Regions from separate parts of the Homo sapiens genome. Here region 1 is linked to region 2. The links are chromatin loops, found by intact Hi-C in ENCODE. Cell type or tissue: heart right ventricle. All regions are shown on one strand.

What was found. Hi-C counts contacts between places; a loop is a spot of excess contacts. Peaks named below come from ENCODE experiments on the same cell type or tissue, not always from the same donor. Only the 100,000 strongest peaks of a DNase experiment are listed, where the experiment ranks them.
Region 1: it touches region 2 in a loop (2.5-fold over the local background); 21 of 110 quality-filtered maps call a loop at or near these places.

The regions. Positions count from the first base shown.
Region 1 is chr3:170,100,823-170,108,822 of GRCh38, forward strand. It overlaps PHC3 (polyhomeotic homolog 3), which reads right to left. Exons shown (of 15, transcript NM_024947.4): 12 at 6,010-6,124; 13 at 1,980-2,112; 14 at 1,657-1,888. LOC105374209 (a long non-coding RNA gene) reads left to right here and starts at 2,110. Exons shown (of 3, transcript XR_924699.3): 1 at 2,110-2,853; 2 at 4,834-4,980. In heart right ventricle, no CTCF peak of the experiment used is centred here; no DNase peak of the experiment used is centred here.
Region 2 is chr3:169,981,723-169,989,722 of GRCh38, forward strand. SEC62 (SEC62 preprotein translocation factor) reads left to right here. Exons shown (of 8, transcript NM_003262.4): 4 at 985-1,189; 5 at 1,439-1,531; 6 at 4,083-4,143; 7 at 6,518-6,637. Among named protein-coding and RNA genes, the nearest start is that of SEC62, 19 kb to the left of the region's middle. In heart right ventricle, no CTCF peak of the experiment used is centred here; no DNase peak of the experiment used is centred here.

The DNA.
Region 1 (8,000 bases), 120 kb after region 2:
TTGTTAATTATTTGGGCAACTACTTTTCTCAGGATATAAACCAACTCTCTTCTGCAAAGGAAAAGAAAAATTTCCCCCAAATGAAAAATCAGGCTCACAAACAGATCATGTGCCCTACCTGGAAGAGTGACACTACTTCTGAAGATGACAGAATCAAAGCCCAGCCCCAGGTATCCACATAGACTCCAAAGTTAATTCTCAAGATAGCTATACTGGTCTAAAAACTAAAACTGGTTTCATTAGATACTAAAACCACAACCAATGAAGACCCACTGTCTTCTAAATACACCCAGTTTAAAACAGATTCTAAATCCACATGGTCAGCAATTAACTCACATCTAAGTTTTCGTGGGCACATGCACATGTTTAAAAATCTTCCCATGAAGTATCTCCACTTTAAACAATTCCATCTTTCTTTAAAAGTGGCCATATTTTTTTAAAACTTAGCATTTCTAAAACAAGCTATTGATAAACTAATTTAACAAAATCTCACAGAATTCTGTATATGAGGTAAAGTGGGTGACGGATTCTTTACAACTATCATTCCTAAATATATTTTCTTGTATAGCATGTTAGCTCTAAGTATGCTTCCAAGACTTTAGTTGCCATCAGAGAAAGACTAATTAGCAACAACAGCTGATTAATTAGCTTATTAAACTGTAAAAAGTTAGTAGACAAGTTCAAATAGGATGTATTCTTCTAGAAAGCTTGTATCAAGAGAAATGATATGATTCGCAATAAAACCAAAAGGAAATAAATTTTTTGTTTTAGTCTCCTCATTTTCCATATGCGTAAGGTCAAAGTGAATGACAAGATTTACTGATTTAAAAAAGTATATATATACATATATGTATAGTCTTAACATATATAACTAGTGTGGGTCTCATCATGAGCAAAGGTGCAGCTGTCTTTAGTAGCCAGCCCCTTGGAGAAGGTGGATATAAAAGATTATTGTTGTTTTAAGGAAAAAAGATAGAGACTTAAGGTGATGGAAAGAGTATCAAAATGAGAGAACAGGAAAACATAAATAAGAAAGTTACCCTCAATATTAGAATGAATATAATTGAATTTCAGCTCTCTATTTGAAAAATAAAATTTCAGAAAGGCTCTTGATGTTTATTTATTGAAAAGAATCAAAGAATGTACCTTCTTTTAAAAGGACTAGCTTGATTTTTTCAAAGAAACCAAATTTTTACATTTTAAAAGGTTTTGATTAGCTTTCAAAAATGTAAAAAAAAGAAAAAAGTCTCTCTTACTTCATTTTTTAAAAGGTTAAATTAGGAAATAAGGAGGAATAGAATAGAAAAATAGAAGAGCAGAAAGGAAGAAGTGTCTGATTCAATCTCTCTACTGACCTCTCGAGAGAAATCAGACTGAAGAGAAGAAAGCACCTTTAATATCTTCACCGGCTGAGGTGTCACAGCAGAAGCAGGACTAGTCAGTTTTTATCGACTTGGGGGGTATGAGAAAATACCCAGTAGTGCTGAGGGAATAAGCAAGAGGAAACAGATCATATTTCAATAACAAATGTCATTTTATTTATACATATACACAGTACTTCTCTAGCCCTTTTGTGCAAAAGGTGTGGATGTATCTAACATTGCTGTGTGTGAATGCACAAGAAAAATATTAAGGCCAAAGTGATGAATTACATACCAGGCAAAGAATGGATGAAGGCCCAGACATCATCAACTGTCCATATAGATGGCTCTGTTTGTGCAACTGGTAGCAAGTCACTGTTCTCAGGCATTTTCCGAATTCTCACATCCCGAAGCTCACGTTCTCTTTCCCGCTCGCTCTGCCTGCGCAGACGAGTTGTCATAGCAGATGGCACAGAATCTTCATGAGAAGCCAAGTCTTCTTCTGCAGATGGATAAGTAATTGGAAGCTGGAAAATGTAGTACAAGCAAAATACAGCATTGCACTTTCCTTGCATTTCTGAAAAGGGTATTTTACATTGAAGCAAGGTTTATACAGACCTGCCTAAGGATATGTTCTCTCGCTGCCCCATCAGGGCCACTTGGACGACGGCCACGATGCCCAAGACTTTGATTATCAGGCTTACGATTCCAACGACTAAGTGCAAATTTTTTAGAACAGCTAACATTGTACCTAAGAAATTCAAGAAAGAAAAAATATTTAATGATATATGGGACAATCCATTTAGTATTTAATTGTGACTTTAAAGTGCAACTGTGAATCAGTAAGTACCACAATACATCATTAATGAATGTAAGACCTCATAAAGTAACTACACTGTTCAATGGATTTACTTATGCTAAAGGTCAAAAAACAGGCTCTGTGTATACCATAATATATCTCTCAATATAATACTGGACATCTATAACAAGGTATTGTATTTTTTCCTGATTACAGCATGACAGTGGGAAACTGCCTGCAAAATACAGAGGATAACCAATTTTCATAGCAGTAAAAAAAATGGAAGGTTCCGAAAGAAAAAGAAGTTATGTAGTATCTAAATGTTTATTCAATCTGATTTTTCTAAGTAATAACTTCCAAAGAGACATTAATTTTTAAAAGTTTAATATACTAGGGAGAGGATCTCAAGCAGCTAACAAAAGATTTTTCAAATATTATTAAAATCAAAGAATGAAAATGTAAAGTGGAGATTTTAAAGTTACACAAGGAATTCATTGCTCTCACTATTCAGAAAATTTAGAAGTATATAACTCTTTAATGAAAGATTTTCTTTTATCACAATAGACTGCCTAGTATTTTTGAACATAGACCTTTATAAGACATGATGACAGCTTAAAAGAATCCTATGTCTTTTAATGGATCCTAAAGCCCTGGAACCAGGACTGGCAAACTTTTTCTACAAAGGACTAGATGGTAAATATTTTAAGTTTCATGGGCCATATAAGTTTCTGTCACAACTACCCACCTCTGCCACTGTAGTGTGAAAGCAGCCATTGAAAATACCCTGAGCCAGGCCCAGTGGCTCACACCTGTAATCCCAGCACTTTGGGAGGCCAAGGTGGGTGGATTACTTAAGCTCCAGAGTTCAAGACCAGTAAATGGCAAGACCAGTTCAAGGCCAACACGGTGAAAACCCGTCTCTACCCAAAATACAAAAACTAGCCAGGTGTGCTGGCACACACCTGTAGTCCCAGCTACTTAGAAGGCTAAGGTGGGTGGATGGCTTGAGCCCAGGAGGCCAAGGTTGTAGTGAGCTGTGATAGCGCCACTGCACTCCAGCACAGGTGACAGAGCCAGACCCTGACTCAAAACAATAAAAATAAAAAAATAAAAAATAAATAGAAAATATTGAATAAGCATGGTTGTGTTCTAGTAAAATTTTCAGTAACAATAACAGTAAAATTTGAATTTCACATAATTTTCATGTATCATGAAATATTATTTTGATTTTTTTCCCAACAAACTAAAAATTTCAAAATCATCCTTAGCTCATGAGCCCATACAAAAAAATGAACAATGGGAAAGACCTGGCCTGGGTGAGTTTGCCAACCTTTCCCTAGAAAGAAGAGTGAGAAGAAATGATCTAAGAAACAAATTTCTGAAAAGCTATGCAAAGCTAGGAAAAATATATGCAGTTTCATTTTTACATATATGAAACGCCTTGGTAACCTATTTTCAAAAATCTGTTTTGTAGAGATGGGGGTCTCACTATGTTGCCCAGGTGGGTCTCAAATTCCTGGGCTCAAGCAATCTTCCCACCTCAGCCTCCCAAAGTGCTGGGATTACAAGCATGTGCCACCACACCTACCCTTCAAAATTCCTTTGCTCCAAGAAAGTTACAAGAATAAATCCCAATTAACTTTGCTATTGCTAACTATTCTAGAACCAGTATGCTGACACCAAAACAAATTCTCCTCACCTACATTTTATAAAGATATCAAGAGGTGGAAATAAAAAGTACTATGATAATGAATATGCTATTTTTCCCATAAAAATATAAGTATCTTGATAGCCAATTCATTTTACCCTAAAACAATTCGAGATCCTGCTGTGTTCATAATGTGCTCATTTGTGGGCTCAGCAATGTAGGTTTCTGATTTCCATTTATATCAACTGATAAAACTTCTTTATCCGTTAAGAAAAGAATAGAAAAGAGGCTAGCTTTATACTTGATATTTTGTCCCTAAATATTTAGCTTTCCAAGACAGCTAGGCAGACATGTAAATGGCAATGGTTCTTCCCTGACCTAATCTACCCTCTCTCATCCACATTTCCCTGTTAGGGCCCCTACCCTGCTAAAGAGGTTCATCGAAAGGATACTAATGTGACAGCTCAGCAATCATCTCTGAGAGAAGACTGATGGCAGCATTAAGTGTTCTCAAATATTTTTAAATAGTCAAGAAGTTTAAAATATTCTGAAAGGGAGTCCTTTCCCCAAATTTTTAGAGTTTTTAAATCACTTAGAATCAGATAACCATTGTTCTTTCTTGTGGTATATGCAAACTAGAAAACTCAAGTTAAAACATGAGTTACATAATTTGATTATTGATTTATCAGTAACATCAAAGCATATTTGAAAAACAGATTGACAACCAAAACAATGAGCCCAATTTTGGAGGAAAACACTTCTATTATTTAACTTAAGTTTTACTAAGTATATTTTGGAAATAACCTATACGAAATAAAATATTCAAGTAAGAAATTCCCTAGATGTATGCAATTATATTAATTTTTTTCATGAGGTTAAGGTTATTTATTTTTTATGGATGCATAATAGATGTACATAGTTTTAGGGTATGTGTGATAATTTAATACATTCATATAATCTGTAACGATCAAATCAGTGTACTTGGGATATCCACATCTTAAACATTTGTCTTTTCTTCATGCTAGAACCATTCCAATTCTCTTCTACCTATTTTGAAATACAGTACAAGCTATAGTCATCCTACTGAAGATCTTAAATCCTTTGAAAGAATAATTACCTTTTTGAACAGAGAACCAATTTCAAAATAGTGTGCACACACTTCAACTTTAGTGGTAAGTATCTGTATTACTAGGATTTATTACTGGAATTAGGGTGGGGTTCTTTAACATAAACCAAACTTGGGAATTATACGATTAATGAAGAGACTAAACATTTATTTTGTTATTAATACTATTTATCAGCCAGGCGTGGTGGCTCACACACGTAATCCCAGCACTTTGGGAGGCCAAGGCGGGCAGATCACCTGAGGTCAGGAGTTTGAGACCAGCCTGGCGAACATGGTGAAACCCCATCTCTACTAAAAATACAAAAATTAGCTGGGCATGGTGGCAGGTGCCTGTAATCCCAGCTACTCAGGAGGCTGAGGCAGGAGAATCTCTTGAGACTGGGTGGTGGAGGATGCAGTGAGCCGAGACGGCACCACTGCACTCCAGCCTGGGCTATAGAGTAAGACTCTATATCCAAAAACAAACAAACGAACAAACAAAAAAATACTACTTATCTGAAATAATGACTATTGAAAATACTAATTCAGAAAAGACAAGTATTTTGCTGTCTGATAATGTTAACAGTGTGGGGAATTTATACTACAGCTGTCCCATAAGAAATCTAAAATAAATAGGATGATTCAAACAAATGAAAACATTTTAAAACAACACAAAGTAAATCAAAGTATTTCAATAATGATAAAACAGCTGATAAAACAAATACTGTTTTTGATACTTTAAGGACTAGTATTATATAATCATGATGAAATCGTGATGACTTCATTGAAGGGATTCTCCTAAATATATTCTTACCATCAGGAGATTACTACTTTAATATTAGATTATACTGTACAATTGATTTTAAGTATTATGAATATGTAATTTTCGCAAAGCAAAATCTAGTAACTAAATACTAGGTGGCTCCAGATACTGCCTATTTGTATTATTCTTCTATATAATAATATCTAGGTTTCTTCTATAATATTACATATTAAAATATCTATAGTTATCCTTGGTAAGCTATTCAAGGGTTTTTTGGTTTAGTTGCAATGGCTATTTATCTGTCCTTTGGGAAATTCAAGAGCACAGAAATACCTTTTGGCACATGACATAGTGCAGAATCGTTTTGACCGCAAAAATTCATTAGCATATCCCATTTTCCCACAGAATTCACACTTGAGCAACTCACTGTCCATTTCTTCTAATGTCTCTAAAAAAGAAGGAAACAAAGGAAAAAAAGGTTCCAAAAATTTAATTATGCAAATTTTCTTTAAGTCTATACTTTGGTTGGATACTGCTAGCAAACCAATGGCCCTTTAACTTTTCAATCCACAGCCACTCTGGCAGGGCAAAAGCCTTCAAAACACAACCACTGCTACTAATTCCCTCTTGCTTCTGCATAAAAATTACAAGGAGTTTCTTTCTATATAAATAAGCATAACATTTTAAAAGGTTCATCTTGCTTACAATCCATCTAAAATGTAAAAAAAAATTATTTATAAACACTGGGAGAGAAATGAAGATGAATAACATAGGCATTATCCTCCAGGAGGAACACTTTCAAAAAGCTGAGGGTGGGATATGAATTTTGATAAATTGCACTGTGGAGATACATAGCAGGGAACTCTTAATTCTAACTGGAGAGAATAAAGATGGCTTCAAAATGGTGAAATTGTGATATGTCTGATTTTACAGGAGCATGCAAAATAATTAACTCTCTCGAAGATCTGCAGTATATGATAAAATATATAAAGATGCATATATCAGGAGGCTGAGGCAGAAGAATCGTTTGAGACAAGGAGTTTGAGACCAGTGTGGGCAGCATAGCAAGACCCCATCTCATTCATACATATATATACATACATAAAATTCTTTAAAAAGATGCATATATCTAATTATAAAACAGTTCCTTTTAGTTATATTGCATTAAAATAAAAACTAGGCTTAAAAATCAGTTTCATAATTCCCAACCACTGATGCTTTTTTTCATCATGCTTTTCTTTAACTTAATGGGTGCTCCCTACTAAGTTAGAATGTCCTTCTTCCACCCTACATATGTAACTATCTTCAGGCAGTAACACAAAGCGCAAAGACCCTTCCATGCTAAATCCCCGGGTACTCGGCAGGAGTCACCCATAAGCAAACAACTAAATCTTCATGACCCACAATTTTCTCATCTGTAAAATGGGGTTTATAATACATTTCCCAAAGAATTGAAGTGGCAATTATATGTGTGCCCAAAAGGTAGTAGGCATTAAAAGTGATAGTTCCATTTCCTATTTTCCACATAAGAACTAAAAGGGTAGTATGACATGTAATAGCGCTCAAGAAATACTTTGGTAAAACTTGTTAAATTCTTAAATCAACCACATTTTGCCATTTTCTTGCATCATCATAATTCCTCTGCCAAGTCATATTAAAAAAAGCAACAAAAGCATTTTACTGAAAAGCATTTTACTAACTAAAGCTTTTAGCTGTGAACTCCATATGTGTGCTCTTTCTATGTTACTCATTTAATAAAGACTAAGATAAATACAAGGACTCAGAAATGTAGACATGGGTGGCATGTACTCAGTGAGCTCAGGTACTCACATTACCTCAGTTTTACTGGGGAAGCAGATGGCAAAGTGCTAAATTAAGTGAAGTAGCAAGAACTACTAAAAAAACAAACTGTGAATTAATATTTGACATTGGTGGGGCATCCAAATACATTATCCTGAATAATGAAATCATGAACTGACACGTGACCAGTTTAAGGAAATTCTCAGGACTACCTTCATAAGCAAAAGTCATCAATTTAGTAGCAATGAGGAAGAAACAGTCTCAAAACAAGTAAATTAAAAATTGCCCCTTCCAATGACCTTCCAACGGCCCAGTCAGGAGATCCACCAACACATTCCTGAGACCTGAAAACATAATTCCTAGAAGTACTGTTTTTATTTTGTCATGCTTATAATCTGATCTTACTATAATCTGATCTGACTGAGAAGCCTATAGGGAGACAGAACTTCTCACTCAACCACCACTGCCATTAGTTCCAGCCCTGAAAGAGTCCATTCCTCAGGGTTATTCCAGGAACAGGATAT
Region 2 (8,000 bases):
TGGGGTCAGATAAAAAATGAATAAAGCAAGGATCTCTCTCTCTCTTAAGAAGTTTACCGTCTAGTGAAGGAGCAAACAACTACTACAAATTATATAGTGAGTTAGAAGATAAGTGCTATGGATAGGGTAACAGGAAACGAGAGAATGGGAAGGTGGGCTTATGTTTTAAACAGAGTAGGTTGTGGTTGAGGGAAAACTTGAAGGAAGGGAGTGAAACAAAAGGACCTGCTTATTTGGGGGAAGAGCATTCTAAGTAAAGGGAACAGCCAGTGTGAAGGCCCTAAGGTGAGAATATAAAATATAGTAATAACTGATAAAAAGAGAGAAAACAATCTATTTAGAGAGAAATTAGTGAAACCAGGAATACATCATGTTTTGCCAAATATATTGCACATTTTTCAATTTGATGTTGTGCACGTCCTTTTCAGAGTCCAAAAATCTCACCTTAGTATATTTAATCATTGCTTAATTGAAGATAATCATTACAGTGGCACACTGAATTGCGAAGTACTTGGAGAAAAAATAACACCAAGAAAGCTGAAAAGACATTATTTGGACCCATCAAATCATCACTTTTAATCTGTTAACATTTCTTAAACTGTTTATTTTCTCCTTTCTTTATTACGTCAGCTCTTGCATTTGAGACTTAACATAAAGTGAAGCTGAGTCTTGATTATATGAACCCAGAAAGAGTCTTTATATGGATAATCTCAAACCTATAATCTCTTTTATACTTAAGGTACATCATTAAAAGTGAAAATTATATTGAATATCACTGAGTTTTGACAACTTTTATATAATTGACTGTAAAGTGTTTTGATTTAGTGGTAGAGTTGACTACTTTTTCACGGGCATACTAGTTGTAATTTCTCTTGTGTTGCTAATTTATGCCTTCCTTTGCTTATTTTATTCAGGTCTTGATATTTTTGCTTTTCAGTCTCTATCTATATGGGGAGTGTAATGCCATACCTGTTTTTCCCAAAGGCTTTTAAAGAAGCAGTTTTTTCACCGAGCCCTAAAAGTAATGAAAATGAAATATGATAAAGACATAAAGAAAGAAAAAGATAAAGGAAAAGCTGAAAGTGGAAAAGAAGAAGATAAAAAGAGCAAGAAAGAAAATATAAAGGATGAGAAGACAAAAAAAGAAAAAGAGAAAAAAAAAGATGGTGAAAAGGAAGAATCCAAAAAGGTGAGTTAATCTAAAATTAAGTAAAAATTTAAAAATCATTATGTGCACATGAACACTACTGGCCTATGAGCACATTTAAGTATTATGCAACACCTACCTGAGATAACTATATTAGAGTTGTTATAAATACCGTGGTTGAGAATTTTTATTTCTGTGTTACAAATAGTCAGTGAAAGTTTTTTGACTGTATGAACATCATATTTCTTGCTTACTTGTGTTATTTCTTCTGTCCAACTTGTGTTTTCATAGGAGGAAACTCCAGGAACTCCTAAAAAGAAGGAAACTAAGAAAAAATTCAAACTTGAGCCACATGATGATCAGGTTTTTCTGGATGGAAATGAGGTGAGAGTAAGCCTATAACTAGAAGTTCAGTTTTCTATAGGAGTTTTTAGAAAGATGTTTGATGCCTTCACTAATAAAAGGAAAAATTTTGAGAAATCTAATTATGCTCTTAAATGTATAAAAGCTACTCCATTTTTAAAAATCAATAATTTCTCTTATTTAGATTTTTAAAAGTCAGATTTGACTGTGAGTGATAGGAAACCTGAAATAAAAGCATCTTAATACAAAATAGATGCTTATTTCTTTTTTATCAGTGAAATCTGTAGGTAAGCTGTACAGATACGTCAGCTCCATGGTGGATCCCAGCTCTTCTTTTCTCCTCTGTCTGAGGCTTCTAGCTAAGGTTACCTTATGGTCCAGAATGACTGCCAATCTTATATCTGCATCGAAAAGAGGAAAGGAGAGTGAAGAATATGTCTCCTCTTTAAGGAGACCAGTTTAAGGACACTGTCCAGAAAGCTGGTAATTTCATTTCTGCTTGAATTCCATTGGCCAGAACATAGTCACATGGTCATGCATATGAGAAGTAAAATCTTGGAAATGCACTTTTTATACAGGATGATTATTTGCCCAGCCGAAATGTAGGGTTTCCATTATTATCAAAGAAAAAAGAGCAGAATAGGAGATAGCTACAAGTCTCTATCTCTTACAGAATGTAAGTCAGACACATCACTTGAGGGGCTTAAAATTTTTAACATTTCTTGATGCTTTATGCTTATCATTTGTAATGGAAGATTTGTATGGTGGTAGCCTTCCATAAAGACTGCTTAATTCAGTCACTTCACCAGTACGTAAACATGAGTTATATACTGGGCATTGAACTGTTGTGAATTTCAGGATATATCCTTTCCTGTTATACCTATACAATAGTAACATCTATAAAGTCATGGCTCCTAGGGTTGTGTGTTTGAAATTCTTACTTGCATGAGACTATCTAGAGTGGGATTGTGGGGGAGGATTATATATCTATAATAAAGTGTCCTCAGGTGACTGATGTGAACCCCTTGTTGAGAACCACTGTAATAGAAATTTTTATTTTTATAGGCGTTGGGAATAGCTTGATAAGTAGGATAAAATCTCTTAATGGTCTAGCAAAGATACAGGCACTTAAACATGTTAATATAGTACAGTGTGGTAAGCATTAATGGTGTGAAAGCACCAGGTAGGAATAGTTAATTTAGTCAGGAAGGATAAGAAGGGTCTAAAGGACATTTGAGCTTAGACTTGAAGATGACTGGCAGATTGCCAGGCGTGCCAGGAAGGAGGTTAGGTCTGTTAGGGAAGGAAACAGCCTGAGCAAACGCATGGGTGCTTGGTATCCTGAGAAGCCTAGATTTTATTCTGTAGAAAGCAGCATGCACTCCATAACTTTTAAAGTTGTGAAATATCTTTTTTAAAAAAACATGTTTTTTTAGAATGGAAACTGGCAGAAGTAATATCTGTGAATCTGATTCCCAAGGAAATGGGCAGAGTAAAATAAGAGGTTAAAGTGGAACCTCTGGTGTTAAAAATTGAAGAACCACGTTGGAAAGACAATAAAGAGTTCTGGTCAATATAGAAATAAGAGGGAAGAGTACTGTTATTTATAGAAACTAAGAAATAAAACTGAGTTTTATGGATGAATGATCAAACAGAGTTCTGATCTGAATGAAGTAAATTTCTGTTGTGTAAAATAAGAGCCTGATAAAAGTAAATTAAGTTTTGAAGTAGTGGTTCCCAGCTTATGGGCCCTCCATGGAGGAGTAGGCAATGAAATTAATACAGTCATAGAGACTATGTTCACCAAGCATGATCTTTAATAATTGATCTTTGTGTCTTCTCAGGAGAGAAAAGTGTGGAGTTGAGTGATACTAGATCTGTAATAGGGCCTGGCTGGAATCTGTCTTAACTGCGCTTTTATCCCAGACTGGTTCATCATTACATTAGGGACAAAAAGGTTGGCAGTTGCTGGTGTTTTGGTTGAATAAATAATGATGTGCACACATGGAACAATTTTTTTTTCCCCCAAGACAGAGTCTTGCTCTGTCGCCCATGCTGGAGTGCAGTGGTGTGATCTCAGCTAACTGCAACCTCTGCCTCCTGGGTTCAAGCAATTCTCCTGCCTCAGCCTCCCGAGTAGCTGGGATTACAAGCGTCCACCACCACACCTGGCTAATTTTTGTATTTTTAGTAGAGGCAGGGTTTCACCATGTTGGCCAGGCTTGTCTTGAACTCCTGACCTCAAGTGATCTGCCCGCCTTGGCCTCCAAAGTGCTGGGATTATAGGCGTGAGCCACCAAGCCCAGTCAAACAAATTTTTAAGTGTATGTAAGAACATACAAATTTACTTAAGTGCTTTATAGAATTTATAGTTATCCTATAATCATTTTCTAGCGCCAGAAGAACCACTACTACTGAAGGAAAGATCTTTGGAATTTATTTACCTTAGAAATTACTTCTCGTATGTTAAGAGGTTGATGACTGCTTTAAGGGACCTAAAATATAGAATTAAGCATTACTTTCTAATGTGACATTAGAACTTTTAAGCACCGAGGTTTCTTGATTCTTCTAGGTGTATGTATGGATCTATGACCCAGTTCACTTTAAAACATTTGTCATGGGATTAATTCTTGGTAAGTAGTGAGATGTTAATAGCTATAAAGTGCAATCTAAAATTTAGAAAACAATATGCAGATACTGTAAAAGAAAATGTTCCTAAATTTAACATAAAATAGTTGTCATTTTAAAAATACTTTAAATAAAGTCAGAAGATAAATAATACACTAAGGAAAATATTTGAAACATATTAAAGATCTTTTAAGAGATTAACAAACTGATAGAAAAATGGTCAAGGTAGTTAACAGATAAAGAAATACAATGACCAATCATCATGAGTGATACTTAATCACACTCATATACAAATTAAAGCTGTAGTGATTAAGAGTCTTGCAAACCTTAACATTAAAGGTCTTAGAAAAAAATCAGCTCTCTCTAACAGTTGATAGGTATGTCTATTGTTTTAATTTTTGTAAAGGGCAGTTTGTCAGTATCTTTGAAATTTTATGTGTCTGCAGTGACCCAGCAATTCTAGGCTGTTCCCATACAGTTGCACAAAGTGTGTGCATTGACACATTATCTGTTTTTTTCCAAATCCCTTAGACTATACTTGAGTATAATCTAGCAAATATCTTTCAAATTCAAAATGCTTATACCATTTGATCTAATAAATTCCACTTTAAGGAATTTACCCTATGCCATAATCACAGTTGCACAAACGTACATGTGCAAGGATATTATACCTAGAATAGATAAAAAAAGAAAAGAAAGTTACAGACGAGTAAGAATAGTATAAGCTCATTTACTTATTTAGAAAAAAAGTCCCTGTAGCTAGTTAATTATATATAGGCAGTCTCTGAGAATACAGGTAAGCTTAATAGTACTTAACCTCTGGGAAGTGGAATAAGAATTAGATGAAGACTTAATTTTCTCTATACCTTTTGATTTGCTTGTTTGTGACAGGGTCTCATTCCTGTCACCCAGGCTGGAATGCAATGGCACAATCATGGCTCACTGCAGCCCGACTTGCTGGGGTCAGGTGATCTCCCACATCAGCCTACTGAGTAGCTGGAACTATAGGCACACTCCACTACACCCCGCTAATTTTTGTATTTTTTTGTAGAGATGGGGTTTCGCCATGTTGCCCAGGCTGGTCTCAAACTCCTGGGCACTTGCCTCGTTGTCCCAAAGTGCTGGGGGTTTGATTTGTTTTTGATTTGCTTTTTAACGTGTGTATTCCAGGAGGTTTTATGGGGAAAGAATGATTTAACAAACAGAAAAAAAAAAAATAGGTAGCAGTTAAAATAAGCTTGGTCAATATGGTATGATAGGATCCCATTCAAAATAACTCTTTAAGGCTGGGCTCAGTGGCTCACACTTGTAATCCTAACACTTTAGGAGGCCAAGGCAGGGAGATGGCTTGAATCCAAGGGTTCGAAACCAGCCTAGGCAACATGGCGAAACCTCGTTTCTACAAAAAATTAGCCGGGTGTGGTGGTTCACACCTGTAGTCCCAACTACTTAGAAGGCTGAGGTGGGAGGATCACCTAAGCTCAGGAGGTCGAGGCTGTCGTGAGCCAAGATCATGCCACTGTACTGCAGCCTGGGTGACAGAGTAAGACTCTGTTTCAGAAAACAAAAAGCAAAATAACTCTTTTATAATAAGAGTACTAGTCACTTTGCTAGATATTTTGCGTACAATATATCATTTCATCCTCACAACAACCTTTGAAGAATAGGAAGAGACTTATTAAATATAAGGTAACTTAGCCTCAAAAGAGTTAAGTAACTTGCCCAGGGTTACATAGCTTATAAGTGATGGAGCTAGAATTTTAATCCTGGTCTTATTCTAAAGACCTAATAACCAGGCTTCTAATTTCTTATAATTCTTTCTTGTGTCCCCACTTTACTTGCAAAAAAACTGGAGACACTTGTAAACAGTTTCCCTAAGCACCAAAAAATACATCTGTAGCAGAAATCACCTGGGGAATCTTTCAGTCTGTGGATGTCAGAGCTCCACCCCAGAAGAAGAATCTCCAGAGAGGGGTCTTGGAAATCATTTTTTGTTGGCTTTGTTGTTCTGTTGTTTCTTTTAGCTCCCTTACTTAGTAGGCAAATATCTTAGTATTTTTTAAATAAAGTAGATATAGCTTGAAAAAGGGGGCAGTTGATAAATTAAGGAGGCAACAGTTTTGAATTTCTACATAGCATTTTTTTCTAATTATATGTAATTTACACTAATAAAAACTAGTTTAAGAATAGTATAAAATGTTAGGTTGAACAATATGAAATTGCTCATAATTGACCATTTTTTACCTATAAAAATGGCAATTTTATATTTCACTGTGTTTATGTTTCTCAGTTTTTCCCCCAGGGATATGTTTCTGTTAGTGCAGCCATACCATTTAAGTTTTTATTCTAAAATTTAACTTTTGTCATTTCTTGTTCCAGTGATTGCAGTAATAGCGGCCACCCTCTTCCCCCTTTGGCCAGCAGAAATGAGAGTAGGTGTTTATTACCTCAGTGTGGGTGCAGGCTGTTTTGTAGCCAGTATTCTTCTCCTTGCTGTTGGTAAGTATTGTTATTATAAAATTGACCTCAAGAAGGTTGGTATTGAGCAGTTGGACTGTAATTTGGAGCTTCAGTAAAGCTTAAGAAAAATTAATGGAGGTAAATCAAGAAATATATGGTACTACTTTCTGAGTCAAATCTCAAAACTCAGGCTTGGTAAGATGTGTTCTGTCTGCAGAAAAAGGATTTAATACATCTTTAAAAAAATTTTTTAATAAGATTATTTTTTATTGACAGATCATAATTGTATACATTTATGGGGTACAATGTGATGTTTTGGTGTATGTGTACAATGTGGAATGTTTAAATCAAGCTAATTAACATAATTAGCATATTGATCACCTTTCTTGCCTATCATTTATTGTGAGACATTTGAAATTTACTTATTTTGAAATATACCATACATTATTATATCTTAATCTGCAAATAGATGTGCTTTAAAAATTAGTTATGGCAGAGGCGTTTAATATTTTTGCAGTGGTAGATCATTTATTAGACATAATACTTTCAGTAAAACATTTTTTAATTTTGACTTAGAACAAATGCAACATCTAAATAATCTATGCATATATTTAATAAATGATTCTAAACAATTGATTTGCCATTTTGGGAAAAATCAATAATTTTCACCCAAGTACCAAAATACTAGATGCAATAAGGAGTTAATGTTTTAAAAATCAAATAGGAAAACATAAGTAAATGAATTTTCCGCATTTCTGGATGATTGGGGTCTTTCATAGATTATTTGTTTAGAGGCAGGGTCTTGCTCTGTCACCCAAGCTGAAGTGCAGTGGTGAGATCATAGCTCACTGCAGCCTTGAATTCCTGGGCTTAAGCAATCCTCCTGCCTCAGCCTCCCAAGTAGCTAGGAGTACTGGTGCATTTCATCATGCCTGGCTTTTTGTGGGGGAGATAGGGTATCACTCTGCCCAGGCTAGTCTCGAACTCCTGACCTCAGGTGATCTGCCCTCCTTGGCCTCCCAAAGTGTTGGGATTACAGGCGTGAACCACCACGCCCAGCCTCCTTCCTCTGATTTGGTAACCTCTGGCAGCAGAAAAATCCCCTGCTGGTTTTGCATGGAACACGGGCACATTTGTAGGCCAAGAAACAATATCTAAGCCTGTTTGAATTTAGTGTCAGTGTAATACCTGCATCAAGAAGGAAAAGTCATAAACTTTGATCTGACATTAGACATAATAAAATTGGTGCTTTTTGCCTTTCAAATTCCTGAAATTTAGAAACTCCTTGGAAATTTTTAGCAAAGGTTTAGCTCCACTGAATAGAATTATTCTACTTGCTTATTTTTAAATTAAACCAGTGTTCACAATAGTTTATGGTTATTATGTAGTTTTGCTGTTTAAA